Linked DNA regions of Homo sapiens: regions 2 and 3 are each linked to region 1. Evidence: chromatin contacts called from ENCODE Hi-C or POLR2A ChIA-PET data. All regions are on one chromosome and are shown on one strand. The core of a region is the stretch at or near the end of the contact, and the rest is flanking DNA. Distances in the headings are between cores, read along the strand shown. Region 1 overlaps AP1S3 (adaptor related protein complex 1 subunit sigma 3). Region 2 overlaps WDFY1 (WD repeat and FYVE domain containing 1). Region 3 has its middle 40 kb from the start of SCG2.

What was found. Hi-C counts contacts between places; a loop is a spot of excess contacts on that map. ChIA-PET counts read pairs that join two places held with the same protein, here RNA polymerase II (POLR2A). Pooled maps may share reads with other maps.
Region 2: a loop to region 1 is called in a map of lower leg skin, with 11 times the contacts of the local background. The contact joins two enhancer-like sites. A Hi-C loop is called at or near these places in 1 of 168 maps with a recorded cell type or tissue (lower leg skin) and 3 of 50 pooled maps. POLR2A ChIA-PET finds 5 or more read pairs at or near these places in 2 of 52 experiments (GM10248 and activated T-cell).
Region 3: a map of PC-9 shows a loop between it and region 1 (5-fold over the local background). The contact joins two enhancer-like sites. A Hi-C loop is called at or near these places in 1 of 168 maps with a recorded cell type or tissue (PC-9). POLR2A ChIA-PET finds 5 or more read pairs at or near these places in 1 of 52 experiments (BJ).

The regions. Positions count from the first base shown.
Region 1 is chr2:223,757,963-223,762,629 of GRCh38, reverse strand. AP1S3 (adaptor related protein complex 1 subunit sigma 3) reads left to right here. Exons shown (of 5, transcript NM_001039569.2): 5 at 3,880-4,667. The coding sequence ends at 3,915. Among named protein-coding and RNA genes, the nearest start is that of AP1S3, 77 kb to the left of the region's middle. RefSeq lists an enhancer at 532-901 and a silencer at 1,424-1,718. Within about 2 kb of position 1,334, at least 16 of the 41 ENCODE cell types and tissues checked have a DNase peak (open chromatin) inside an H3K27ac peak, as active enhancers do; they include PC-9, where a contact is called at or near this core.
Region 2 is chr2:223,928,002-223,932,490 of GRCh38, reverse strand. All of the region lies in intron 1 of WDFY1 (WD repeat and FYVE domain containing 1), which reads left to right. Among named protein-coding and RNA genes, the nearest start is that of WDFY1, 15 kb to the left of the region's middle. Within about 2 kb of position 1,735, at least 18 of the 41 ENCODE cell types and tissues checked have a DNase peak (open chromatin) inside an H3K27ac peak, as active enhancers do.
Region 3 is chr2:223,560,338-223,564,884 of GRCh38, reverse strand. No RefSeq gene overlaps it. Among named protein-coding and RNA genes, the nearest start is that of SCG2, 40 kb to the left of the region's middle. RefSeq lists an enhancer at 1,060-1,354. Within about 2 kb of position 1,269, at least 4 of the 41 ENCODE cell types and tissues checked have a DNase peak (open chromatin) inside an H3K27ac peak, as active enhancers do; they include PC-9, where a contact is called at or near this core.

The DNA.
Region 1 (4,667 bases), core at 85-2,584:
GGGTAACAACAATGTGGACAATGGCACAAAGTTATTAGAAGGAAAATTAAACCCTCTGTCTGGGCGTGGTGGCTCACGTCTGTAAGCCCAACACTTTGGGAGGCCGAGGTGGGCGGATCACTTGAGGCCACGAGTTCGAGGCCAGCCTAGCCAACATGGCAAAATCCCATCCCTACTAAAAATACAAAAATTAGCCAGGTGTGGTGGTACACATCTGTAACCCCAGCTACTTGGGAGGCTGAGGCAGGAGATTTGCTTGAACCCAGAAGGCAGAGATTGCAGTGAGCCGAGATTCCACCACTGCACTCCAGCCTGGGTGACAGAGCAAGACTCCATCTCAAAAAAAAAAAAAAAAAAAAAATTGCTGGGCACAATGGCTCATGCCTATAATCCCAGCACTTTGGGCCGAGGCAGGTGGATCACGAGGTCAGGTGTTCAAGACCAGCCTGGCCAAGATGGTGAAACTCCGTCTCTACTAAAAATACAAAAATTAGCCAGGTGCAGTGGTGGGCTCCTGTAATCCCAGCTACTCAGGAGGCTGAGGCAGGAGAATCGCTTGAACCCAGGGGGCGGAGGTTGCAGTGAGCCGAGATCATGCCACTGCACTCTAGCCTGGGCGGCAGAGTGAGACTCTGTCTCAAAAAAGAAAAGAAAATGAAACTCTCAAAGGCGATAGTGGTCATTAACCACAGGACTTGCAATAGGTAGGAGCGACAAACAGTAGATATTTTACCCCAACTAACAGCCTGCCAAGAAGGGAGGCTCAAGGCCAGATGCGATGGCTCATGCCTGTATTCCCAGCACTTTGGGAGTCCCAGGCAGGAAGACTGCTTAAGTCAAGAGTTTGAGATCAGCCTAGGCAACATAGTGAGAACCTTGTCTCTACAGAAAAATGATAAAATTAGCCAGGTGTGGTGGTGTGCACCTGTAATCCCAGCTACTCAGAAGGCTGATGCGGAAGGACCGCTTGAGCCCAGGAGTTTTGAGACCAGCCTAGGCAACATAGTGAGAACCTTGTCTCTACAAAAAGTAATAAAATTAGCCAGGCATGGTGGTGTACACCTGTAATTCCAGCTACTCGGAAGGCTAAGGTGAAAGGATCACTTGAGCCCGAGAGGTCAAGGCTGCAGTGAGCGGTAATCGCACCACTGCACTTCAGCCTGGGTGACAGAGTGAGACCCTGTCTCAAAAAAAAGAAGGGGAGGGTCAGATTGTATCTCATGAGCAATAGGATTCTATGTGCCCTCGTGTGGATGCAGGCGAAACTGCTAGGTGCACCCTAACACTGTCACCCTTAAAAGCGTAAACCATGTTAACAGCTAGGCCAAACCACAATGCAGTAGGAAGTCATAACATACACTGTGCTATATGCATAAGAAACACAGCAGAGCTAGATGTATCCAGAAGAGGACCCAAGATACAGACTCCAGCTCCTGTCTTGAGAAGGTAAGAGCAACTAAGGTTCTGCCAGCTCTAAAAGTCTGCCCCAAACCTTTAAAGTGGCAAGCTCAAGAAAATGCCAACTTTTACCTTATTGGTTTACATAGCTTGAGTAACCAGCCTGGCTCGGCTCAGACAGGGCAGCCAGTGTGGTGTTTAGCAGACTGAGTCATCTGGTGATGTGAGCAGTGCCAATGACTAGAGGCCACTGAACCACAAAGACAGGAAAGTGTCAACTCCAGGCCCCTCCCGAGGCTACAGGCAGGGCCTAGCAATGCTCTCATCTGGTCATGGGTTTTTGTCCACTTTGCAAAAATAAGATATTTTAACTGCAAAAAGTACGTAGCCATACAATATAATATATGATAGAGGAGTGTCAAGCAATTAATTCGTGAAAATAACATGCAACCATTTTTTATTTTGTGATATTTGTCATCTTCAAAATTCACAATCTGTGGTCGTTTCTTTTCTCATTCTAAGTACACTTTATACCTGATTTTGTATTTGTAACTTTGTATTCCCATGTAAATGGTGTAAACTCTAGATTCCATAAAACCAGCATGGCCCAATGGCCTGTATGATCCCTCTGCTAAGTTAAAAGACCCCACGGGCAGCATCTGTAGAGGGGTAGATGGGTATGGGGCTGTCTTGGCCAATGCCCACTTAGGAGGTGAGAGCTTTGTTGAGTAAATGTGGATGACTGAATACAAATGTTTTCTGGCAGAACTCTGGAATTCTAGATAGAGTTGGTGAAAACCAGTTAGAAAACCTCTTTTGAAGGTAAGGGCAGATTTCTAGCCCTAGTATCTCCTGAGCAATCTTGCTCGGCCAGTAGCCTTGGTATCTTCAGCCCATGTCAGTCAGCGTATTTCCTGGCAGGTTCACATGAATCATATACCCTGGAGTTTAAGCTTAAGAACAAGTTGAACTTGGATTGCTAAATGAGCAGATCGTGACTCAAACGAAAGAGGCAGGTGATTTTTTGTCCTCTCGAGCTTTCTTATTGATTCAACTTGGGGCCCTGGTGTGACACAAATATATATGTTTAAAGTAGGAGAGTGTGCAAGAGAAAGCCCATCTGTCTTGCATGGTATAGAACCTGGAACATCACTGTTAACTTTGAACTCTACCTGTAATTGTGAGTCTGTTCAAACATTTTTTTTTAAATGCTGAAAAAAAATATTATGGCTTTGGGGCATGTTAGCAAACTTAGTAACTGATGGACAGTATGAAAAGAATGAGATCATGTCCTTTGCAGGGACGTGGATGGAGCTGGAGGCCATCATTCTGAGCAAACTAGTGCAGGGACAGAAAACCAAATGCCACATGTTCTCACTTAAAAGTGGGAGCTAAATGATGAGAACACACGGACACATAGAAGGGAACAACACACACTGGAGCCTTTCAGAGGGTGGAGGGTGGGAGGAGGGAGAGGATCAGGAAAAATGACTCATGGGTCCTAGGCTTAATACCTGGATGATGAAATCATCTGTATAACAAATCCCCATGATACACGTTTACCTCTATAACAAACCTGCACATGTATCTCTGAACTTAAAAGTTAAAAAGAAACATAATTTGTATACTTTGGGAGGAAGCCTTTGAAAACATATGGCAGAAACTATACATTTTTTCCTGTGAACCTTGTAGAGAAGTAAAGAAATTCTTAAGAATTTTGGTCTGTTTATCTTTTTTGTCTTGACAATATGTATAATAAAGATGCTCTGCACAATATAGGTAACGATACATATGTTATACAGACGTAATTCAGAATTCTCTAATACACGTACCTGGATGTGGTCCTCCTGATCATTTTAGCAAACGTGTTTATCTTAAGTCAACAGTGATATCTTGGCAACTTTGCTTTAGCATTTCAATCTCTCTCTCTCTCTCTTTTTTTTTTTTGTTTTTGAGACGGAGTCTCACTCTGTCACCCAGGCTGGAGTGCAGTGGTGCAATCTTGGCTCACTTCAACCTCCGCCTCCCGGTTCAAGCAATTCTCCTGCCTCAGCTTCCCGAGTAGCTGGGAATACAGGTGCATGCCACCACACTCGGGTAATTTTTGTATTTTTCATCGAGATGGGGTTTTGTCATGTTGGCCAGGCTGGCCTCAGGTGATCTGCCCACCTCAGCCTCCCAAAGTGCTGGTATTACAGGCGTGAGCACCACACTGGCCAAGCATTTCTCTTATCAGACATTCACTTTATGATCAAGCTTAACTTTTTCTCAGTTGAAAGTTACTTAATTCCAGCCCCATATGGATGTGTATACAAATTATACTCAAACTTTGATTAGAATGCAAAGATTTTATATCCATGTATCCTTTTGACAACTTGTTTTCAACAATGGCAAATAAATAAAAGAATGCAGAAGATTTCACAGTCTGCGGAAGGCTGTGACTTAAAGGGAAAATTGTTCTAATTTATTGTTCGCTTTCAGACAATGGAAGAATACATGAACAAGCCTACATTTTAACTGGAAATCTACTTGAAGACTCCAGCACTACATGTTATGAAGCTGTAAATAAGCAACGCCTCCCATCCGGTTTTTTGATGGAGCCTCAGGCACCATGCCAAAAATAATTTAAAGGGATTCTTTGTTAACTAACAAAGTTAAAGTTGTTTAACATATTTATAATTACTATGTGTCTGTATTATTAAAAAAAATTATGTGTCTGTGTTATACTGTATAGGTACTTGTAGCTCTAAATGTTTAAAGTAACTACCACCTAACCCAACAGACAATATTTGTAATGTATTAACTCCATGTTATGTTTTTAAGCTGGTTTAGATACATTAGCTGCAATTTTTTTTGCATTTGACACAATATTGTAATAATCCATGATTTTGAATGTAAAGTATATATGATGTCATTAATACTTTTTCTAAATGTTTAGTTTTCTAAATTGTATAATAATTCAAAATTATGTTAATAGTGCAGAGTTTATATGTAATGCTAGACATTTTTCATACACTTAATAGTACTGTAACTGCAATTCACATACAAAATGTCTGATTTTAATGTGCTGAATTCATTTATTTTTTTTAGAATTGGGATTATGAAAATAACCAAAGAGTATAGAACTTAATAAGTGTTTTTGATGCCTTAGAAGCTGCTATCTTGACTGAGGTTTTAATTTATCTTTTAATTGAATATAAGGGACATTCCAATAAGGTTTTCTATGAACTATATATTTATTAAGGTTTATAGAGACCTAGAGATACAGC
Region 2 (4,489 bases), core at 486-2,985, 170 kb before region 1:
TTTTGTAGAAATAATTATGTGCTAGTTGAGTCTGCTTATTAAAGTCTGGACATCAATTTCAAGGTAATCGACCCGGCGCCATGGCTCATGCCTGTAATCCCAGCACTTTGGGAGGCCGAGGTGGGCGAATCACAATGTCAGGAGATCGAGACCATCCTGGCTAACACGGTGAAACCCTGTCTCTACTAAAAATACAAAAAATTAGCCAGGCGTGGTGGCAGGCACCTGTAGTCCCAGCTGCTCGGGAGGCTGAGGCAGGAGAATGGCGTGAACCCAGGAGGTGGAGCTTGCAGTGAGCCGAGATTGCACCACTGCACTCCAGCCTGGGTGACAGAGCGAGACTTCGTCTCAAAAAAAAAAAAAAAAAAAAAAAGGTACTCATACTGGTAATACATACTAGAAAATATGTATTGAACCCAAATGTATACCCTTATGGAATTACAGGTTTAAAAATATTTCCAGTGCCCTTTCTGGTATGGGGAAAAAAAAAAAATTAGACCAATTAGGCCAGGTGCAGTGGCTCACGCCTGTAATCCCAGCACTTTGGGAGGCCGAGGTAGGTGGACCACTTGAGGCCAGGAGTTCAAGACCAGCCTGGCCAACATGGCGAAACCCTGTCTGTACTAAAAATACAAAAATTAGCTGGGTGTGGTAGTGCATGCCTGTAGTCCCAGCTACTTGGGAAGCTGAGGCAAGAGAATTGCTTGAACCCGGGAGGCAGAGGCTGCAGTGAGCTGAGATCACGCCACTGCCTCCAACCTGTGCAACAGAGCAAGACTCTGTCTCAAAAAAAAAAAAAAAAAAGAAAGAAAAATATTAATGACTCCTGCAAGATGCCTCCTGGTTTGTGAGCCAGTGCTTTTCAGAGGAAAAAATTGTACCTTGAATCTATCTTTGCTCCTACTGTATTGTGGCTTAAATAGATGAGGCTTTCAAGACTTAGTGATTCCCTTAAGTGTATTTTAACCTTATTTTTAATTGGCTCTTTGATAGAGTTTAACAGTAGAAATAAAAAGGAATCCTTCTACTTATTATGATCATCAGGCATATCTTTCAGCAGATCAAAGATTAATCTCCCTGGAATAAACACTTTATTCTTAATCATAACTGTGGTTATAACTCCACTTTTCATATATCTACTATAGGAAGGTAAAGCATACAGAAGTTTTATCCTTGGTAGACAGGATAACAAACATTACTATATGATATTTAAGAGTAATAACTTTATTTTGTACTTCAGTGACTGCTTCCATTTTTAAGGATTCAAATTAGCACTTTTGCAAAATGGGAATCCTGTATTTCAATTAAGAGTTGAAATGGAGTTATTCGTACTATCTACTTTAAAATCCTTGGCATTCAATAAATGCCAAATGCTTTTTATTTTTAATTTTAACCTCAGATTCCTATGGTTCTTAAAGGTATATTATTTATTTGGAACAGAAAGCATGGTGTCAGTTAGCTCGTGCTACATAACAAACTACCTCAAAACTCAGTGGCTTAAAACAGCAGGGATTTGTCATTGTTCATGAGCCTACAGGTCACCTAGGCAGTGCTTCTGGCCTCAGCCAGGCTCACTCATGCTTGTGGCCAGCCGTGGGCCAGCTCTGCTGAGCTTAGCTGGACTCTTTCTCATGCCTGGGAGTGAGCTTGCTACAGGCGGGCCGAGGATGGCTTCAGCTAGGACAGTTGAGCTCTCTCCCATGTCGTCATTTGTCCTCTGGTAGGCTGGCCCCTGTGGTTCATGTGACGTGGCAGTCTTCCAAGACACAGAGTGAGAGCAAACCAGGCCTCAGGACCCAGTACTAGCACCCCATTCAGCCACATTTTTTTAAACATAGCGTCACTAGCCAACCCATATTCAAGGCTCAGAGAAATAGGCAAGGCACGGCAGTTCATGCCTGGGAGGCCAAGGAGGGCGGATCACGTGAGGTCAGGAATTCGAGACCAGTATGGTCAACATGGTGAAACCCCGTCTCTACTAAAAATACACAAACTTAGCCTGGCGTGGTGGCGCATGCCTGTAATCCCAGCTACTCAGGAGGCTGAGGCAAGAGAATCGCCTGAACCCGGTAGGCGGAGGTTGCAGTGAGCCGAGATCAAGCCATTGCACTCCAGCCTGGGTGACAGAACCGGACTCCGTCTCAAAACAAAAACAAGGCTCAGAGAAATATATTCCATCTCTTGATGGAAAGAGCTGCAAAATGGCTGATTGTAAGGAGCGTGGATGCAGGGAGGAGTAAAGAATTGAGCACATTGTTTTTTAAATTGTTTCACCACAGGCACTTACATACAATATCGCACGCTGTAGCTAGATTGGGCTAAATCTAGAGCTGGAGGTAGTGAGAGACTTTGTTGGAATCACCACTCGTATTTAGCACAGAGGTCAGTATTTCTTTGAACCAAGTGAGCTTTGAAGTTAGACCTGAACTTTTCCATACTCTGATTTATTTGGGGGGAAAAAGTAATTTACTGCTTCTTGTTTCCTTATTGTTTAGGAATTACTGCTTTGGAGGATAAAGTGTGGATTTCTAAAAAGCCTTTAAAAAAGTTTTACTTACTTACCACATAAGGCTGCTTTGCTTTGAATTGTTTACTTTGATAATGTTTTAAAGATGAACTTTCACCATCTTGATAAGAGAGAAAGTTGGTCAAACAACTAAATGAAGTCAGTCTGATGCAGTGCTGCTGTTGGTTTGTGTGATTTTCAGATCGTATCTCTCCTTGCTTCTGCTTCCTTAAGTGTAAAATGAAGGCAGAAGCGCCTGTCATCCCTGCCATCAGGATGTGGCACCTCGTTCTCAACAGACCACAAGCTTTTCATGAATCTTTATTTTTTTAAATTTTTTTTAGAGAAGGTGGTAGAGGGAAGTTCAGGGAGGTGCAGGGAGGTGGGAAATCACAGAGTTGCTTTTCACGAATCTTGATGTGTGTCTAGAATGCAGGAACATTCTTGTGTGTGCCACAACAGTTCAGTGTTGTGAGCTTGCAGGAAGTTAAGCAGGAGGCTGGGCACGGTGGCTCATGCCTGTAATCCCAGCACTTTGGGAGATCGAGGTGGGCAGATCACCTGAGGTCAGGAGTTCAAGACCAGCCTGACCAACATGGTGAAACCCCATCTCTACTAAAAATACAAAAATTAGCTGGGCATGGTGGTGGGTGCCTGTAATCCCAGCTACTAGCGGGGCTGAGGCAGGAGAATCGCTTGAACCCGGGAGGCGGAGGTTGCAGTGAGAAGAGATCTCACCATCACACTCCAGCCTGGGCATAAAGAGCAAAACTCTGTCTCAAAAAAAAAAAAAAACAAAAAACAGAAAGAAAAAAAAAAAGAAGTTAGACAGGGACACATGCTGATGGAGAGGCACAGTTTATTGCCTTATAACTTTCAGGCCCAAGAGCTAGGTGCCTTTTGGGAGCATCTTCTCCTTCACTGTCCTTCTGCATCTGATGTCTTGGCCAGCTCTGCTGGCTCTGCCTTCTGCTCACTGCTCCTTTGGGAACGATGCTATCAAGGCCCCTGGCTACCCAGGCACCTCTAGTCTGGTGTCCAGGTCCATGTCTCCTTTTTGGTCCTGGGGCTCTCTCACCCCCCCTGCAATAACATCTGCAGACACGTTGAATCCACTAATAGACTCACTGGGGGCAGATGGTGCTCCAGAATCCCAAGCCTGACCCAAGGCACAAGTTCATTTGAAGGCCAGCATAGGCCAGGGTGAGTGTACTCAGCGATGGACAACTGAAGCCTCTGGCATCTGCCTTATGGAAAAAAGGAAAGTTGTGCCACTATATTTGAAATTGCTTCGGATTCCAATGACTTCTGTTTTTGCTTTTGGTGGGGACAGCAATTTAAAGGATAGACTCTTAGGGAGTGGAACATTTTAACATGTAGAATTTTAGGTAGCCACTCTTGAAAACCACATAAAATAAGTCCCTAAGTGCCTCAAGGCTCATTGCGCAAAATGTTTAATTGTGGCTCACTGGGGAGGTCGGTCAGCAGGTATCCTGCTGTTCTGCCAGAACTCAGCCTCCGTATCTTTTCTCTGGGGTTCTCACAAGGAGCCCAGGACATTGTCTGCCTTGGAGGTGGGTTCTCTTCTCCTCCCCTTCTCCTGTCCTTTATCAGCCTCCCTACCTGCCCTGCCCAGCCTGATGTAGTGTGGTTGCATAATTTAGTTATATGATTTGATACAAGCATACCTTGTTTTATTGTGCTTCTCAGATACTGCATTTTGTACACATTGAAGGTTTATGGCAACCATGCACCAGGCAAGTCTATCTGTGCCATTTTTCCAATACATTGTGCTCACTTTGTGTCTCTGTGTCACATTTTGGTAATTCTTGCAATATTCCAAACTTTATTATTATATCTGTTGTGGTGGTCTGTGTTCAGTGATCTTTGATATTACTATTGTAATTGTTTTGGGGAGCCACAAACTGTGCCCACATAAGATGGCAAACTTAAATGATAGTGTGTGTGATCTGAATACTCCAT
Region 3 (4,547 bases), core at 20-2,519, 200 kb after region 1:
ATTCACCACATTTCAATACTATTTTTTAAGCCTTTGATTCAACAGAAGCTATTTTCTGATCAAATTATCCTTCATTTCTCACTGCATGTACCTAATAAGATAGAATACAAGGAAAGTAATTAATCAAAGCCGTAGTGGGCATCTGGAATGCACCTGGCCATGACTGCAATGCTAAGGCAGCCCTCCCAGTAAGAGGGTCATCCCTTATGGAGGGCACGTGCTCTTGCGTCCTTAAATTATTCTGTGCTATTCAGTAAAAACCACCAAATTGCTTTCTTTGCAATTACTCTGAAAAAAAAATTGTTCCATTAGAGGACATTCCCATAAAGCTCTTATTCAACTGCATAATTTCTTTTTAATCTATTATTTTTGAGGAGGACCTGAGGCATGAATAAGTTTTGTTTAAAACTCTAGTGATTCGCATCTTACCTTCACTGGGTGCCCAGGTTTCCTATCATTGGTGTATTTACCCATTGTTTCACTTATGGTTTTTTTTTTGTTTGTTTGTTTGTTTCATGTACAGTTTTTTTTTTCTTTTTTTTGGCATTTCCTTAAGAAATGTCAATATCTAGTTAGGCCAGATTCATGACAATGTTTCTTTCAATTATGTTATAGTAAATGGTCTGAAATTACTAGATTCAAGGAACATAATTCAAATGATATCTTGAGTTCAAAAAGAGACCATCCCAGGAAAGGCTATTATAGTGAAGCTATTTATTACTCATCTTTTCAACATTACAAGTTAAATAATTATATATTAGAAAAAAATCCCAGTTAGTAAAAACTGCTTAATATTCCTAATTCTAAATTAGGGGTAAGTATGAATATATTAGAAGTGTAGACTCACCCCTTTTCCTTCACAGTTCTTGGTAGTAATTTATTCTCACAAAGAACTGAAAGCCTCACAGGAGCCCTTATAATGGCCCATCAAGTTGCTTTTTACTGTGAAAGGCAGGGTCCCTGGCTATATTAAAAAAGGTCCCTTCCCTGATTTTCGCCCCAAATTGAAGACAACCAGACAAATGGAGCAGGGGCAGCCTGATTTCCTCACATGTTTATAGGCAGTGAAGTTGGAAGCTAGGAGGGAGGGAGGGAAAATGAGAGAGAGAAAGAAACAGAAAGAGAGAGAGAGAGAGAAAGAGAGATTGAGAAGGAATATCAGGCTGTCTCTGGAAGGCAGATGGAAAGGCACAGAACCTGTCCCTTTGTCCTGGATTCTTTCTAAACAACCTGATGAGTCATTCTTCCTCCCACACATGGGAAGCAGTGAGTAATCACTAAACATAGATGATGGAAGTGTCCACTACAACATGACACCTGCAGGGAGAAGAGAGAAAGCTCCACCACCTTTAAAATGAGAGGTCTAGCCCTTCATGGCCCATGTAAAGAGAATAAAGAGCAAATTTCACCTCTCCAGATGCTGCAGATTTTCTTCTTGCAGGCTTGGCAAAGCAAAGGCAACAATCTGAACTCCTTCTCACTTAGGAGATGTTTTGCTCTTAATTGAAAGGATGGTTACTACAAACAAATACCATGTGTATTACCAAGGTAGTTTTGTCCAACTCAATTTTAAATTTTATTTGAATGAAACATAATTCTTTATTCTCTAATGGGATTAATCTTTTATGCTACATCAGTATATTGTGGAGGGAGTTTGTTGAATGGGATGATCCTAGAATTCCCCAATTTTATTGGTCTCCTCTGGCCCTGACTTGAGGAGGGCTTGCAGATGAAAATTCCAGAGTGGAAGAACTGCTAATCATTCAAGGAAACATTGCTAAGTCCTAGACAAAGACCGTGGTAGTATGAGATGGCGAGAAAAGTGACAATTTTTAATTTGGTTGAACTAAAATGTAGGTTTGGATTCAATGATAGGTAGAGAGAAAGCTGCCTGAAAACAGGATTTTGGGGCTTTTGCAAAGTCCCTGTTCCCTAAATACCATCTCTACCTGTTTACTGATATTCTGCTAGTAATGAATAGAGCAAAAACATTTCACTTTGTTGTGTGCTCACTTCATGTCAGGCACTATTCTTTTTTTTTTTTTTTTTTTTTTTTTTTGAGACAGAGTCTCGCTGTTTCCCAGGCTGGAGTGCAGTGGTGCGATCTCGGCTCACTGCAAACTCCGCCTCCCGGGTTCACGCCATTCTCCTGCCTCAGCCTCCCGAGTAGCTGGGACTACAGGCGCCCACCACCACGCCTGGCTACTTTTTTTGTATTTTTAGTAGAGACGGGGTTTCACCATGTTAGCCAGGATGATCTCGATATCCTGACCTCGTGATCTGTCTTCCTCAGCCTCCCAAAGTGCTGGGATTACAGGTGTGAGCCACCGTGCCCAGCCTGTCAGGCACTATTCTAACAGTATAAACACACCACACACACACTGCTAGATATATTCAATCATCATTACAGTTTTTGATATAGCTATTGTTATTTCTACTTTATGGATGAGGCAACCGAGGCACAAAGAGGACAAGTCACTTATCTGTGGTCACATAGTTAGTAAAGAGCAGAAACAAAATTTGAACCCACAAGACTGGCTCATTGTCTAGGCCCTTATGACACTGATGTACTTTAAGTGGAAATTTCCCCAAGGCAGAGAGCTCATTGCCTGAGATTCATGTTGAGGGGTAAATGACTAATACAAGATTCTTCTCAAAGAGGAGACAGGAATGCAGGTGAGGTAGAGCTCTGGGACATTTGTAGTTCAGTTTCTGGTATTTTCTGATTTTTCCTTATGATTCTTTCTTTGAGCCATACATTATCTATACACGTGTTTTTAAGTTTCTAAGTATGTATAATTTTTTTAAAAGAAAGTTATCATTGAAAAACTAGATTTCAAACTTTATGGCCTGGTGGTGAAAATACAGTTGTTAGACATTTATTGGGACTTGTTCTGTGACCTAATCAATTTTATTCTCTGATTATTCCATGCAGAGTTTCATGTATATCTGTTAGATCAAGCTTGTCAATTGTGTTTATATAAATTGGTTGTTATAGATAACAATATACATATTAATGTCGATAATTTTGGAAGATATGCTAAATAGTTTTTCTTTGGTTTGTTAGCCAGTGGAATCTTGGAATTCATTTCTTCTCCCTTCATGCAGAAAGATATGATATTCTAATACTCTGTCAGAATCTTTACCCTAAAACAGTATGTATGGTTTATTTTTGTTGCATCAGTGTGGAAACATTTTCATTTACCCTGGTTAAGACCTGTTGTACTCTGAATCTGATAATTCATCTTTTGTTTTCAATTCTGTATAATTTTCAGGTATTCTATGGAAACTCCAAATTGAATGTGACAAATCTTCCTGGGTATGCATTTTGAGTGAAGGTTTGGGAAAAGAAAGCTTTAAAAACTGTTAAACACAGATATAAATGAAAAAAAAACTATGACAAAAGAAAATAAGTTCAAAGAATTTCAGAATTTCTTGAATTTTTCATTTTGCTGTGAGATCTCTCTTCTGGGGCTTGTGTTGCTTCTCTGCCATTAGGCTTGTCCTTTGTCCTGTAATGTCTTCGCATTGCCACTGGATTGGCTTTCACGGAGAAAATCAGTGTCTCTGGTCCTGAAGTTGTTGTTACTTTTCTTGATGACTAAGCGCTGACTGATTTACAGAAACCCAGTGGAGGATACTGTCTCTTGAAACTTTGAAATCCCTGGCCTATCTCTCATCAATGTTTCCTTGTTTTCTGGGAGCCTTTTGGCCATGCATCACTGATATTTTATGTCATGTCATTTCAATTAATGGAACAACTGACATTCCTCCTTTGGCAACGTGGGACCAATTTTAAATCAGGCAGTCCACGTGAGCAGTCTAGGTGCACAGTCTACAGTGACAGGTTCCCTGGGGATGGGGTTCTCTGGTGGCTGTTGTATAACACTTAGCAAATAAATAATAATGGGGGAAATTAACTTGGGAGCTGCTAGGCCACGCTATTGTTTACAATGTTTGCACAAGGGGTTGTGTGGGCGGCAATGTGGTGAAGTGGAAAGAGGCTGAAGCAAGTAGATCAGATTTTAAATCCAGGTTCCTTCCTTAATTGATGTATATTCTCAGGGAAATTGATTATGTTAAACTATTCAAAATTTACTTTCCTCATCTGTAAAATAGAGATATTATAGGTATCATATAAGGTTTAAGTGAAGAATAAATGATAACATATATAACAGAGCACCTGAATTATATTAGGTTTTTAATTAATTTAGTGCTTCCAAATTAAGTTTTTAATTAGTTGGCTCCTCCAGACCTATGCTGTAAGGTAGCTGCATTTCTTTGAGGTCGGTTATTCACCTTTCTAGACTGATGGACATACCTGTCAAATTTTGAGATGGAATTGGAAAATCTACAAGGTCTCTTTTGGCCTTAGTGCCATTTTATCAAAATTGCAGCATTTGAAATAATCAAATATAAATGAGTATTCAGAATTAAAGTTGTACTAAAAACACAAGGCTACATATATTTAGTTATTTTAAAAGTTTCAAATACAGCATGCAATAAGCTTTTAAAAATTAAAACCATTCAAAAGTAAGATCAAAAAA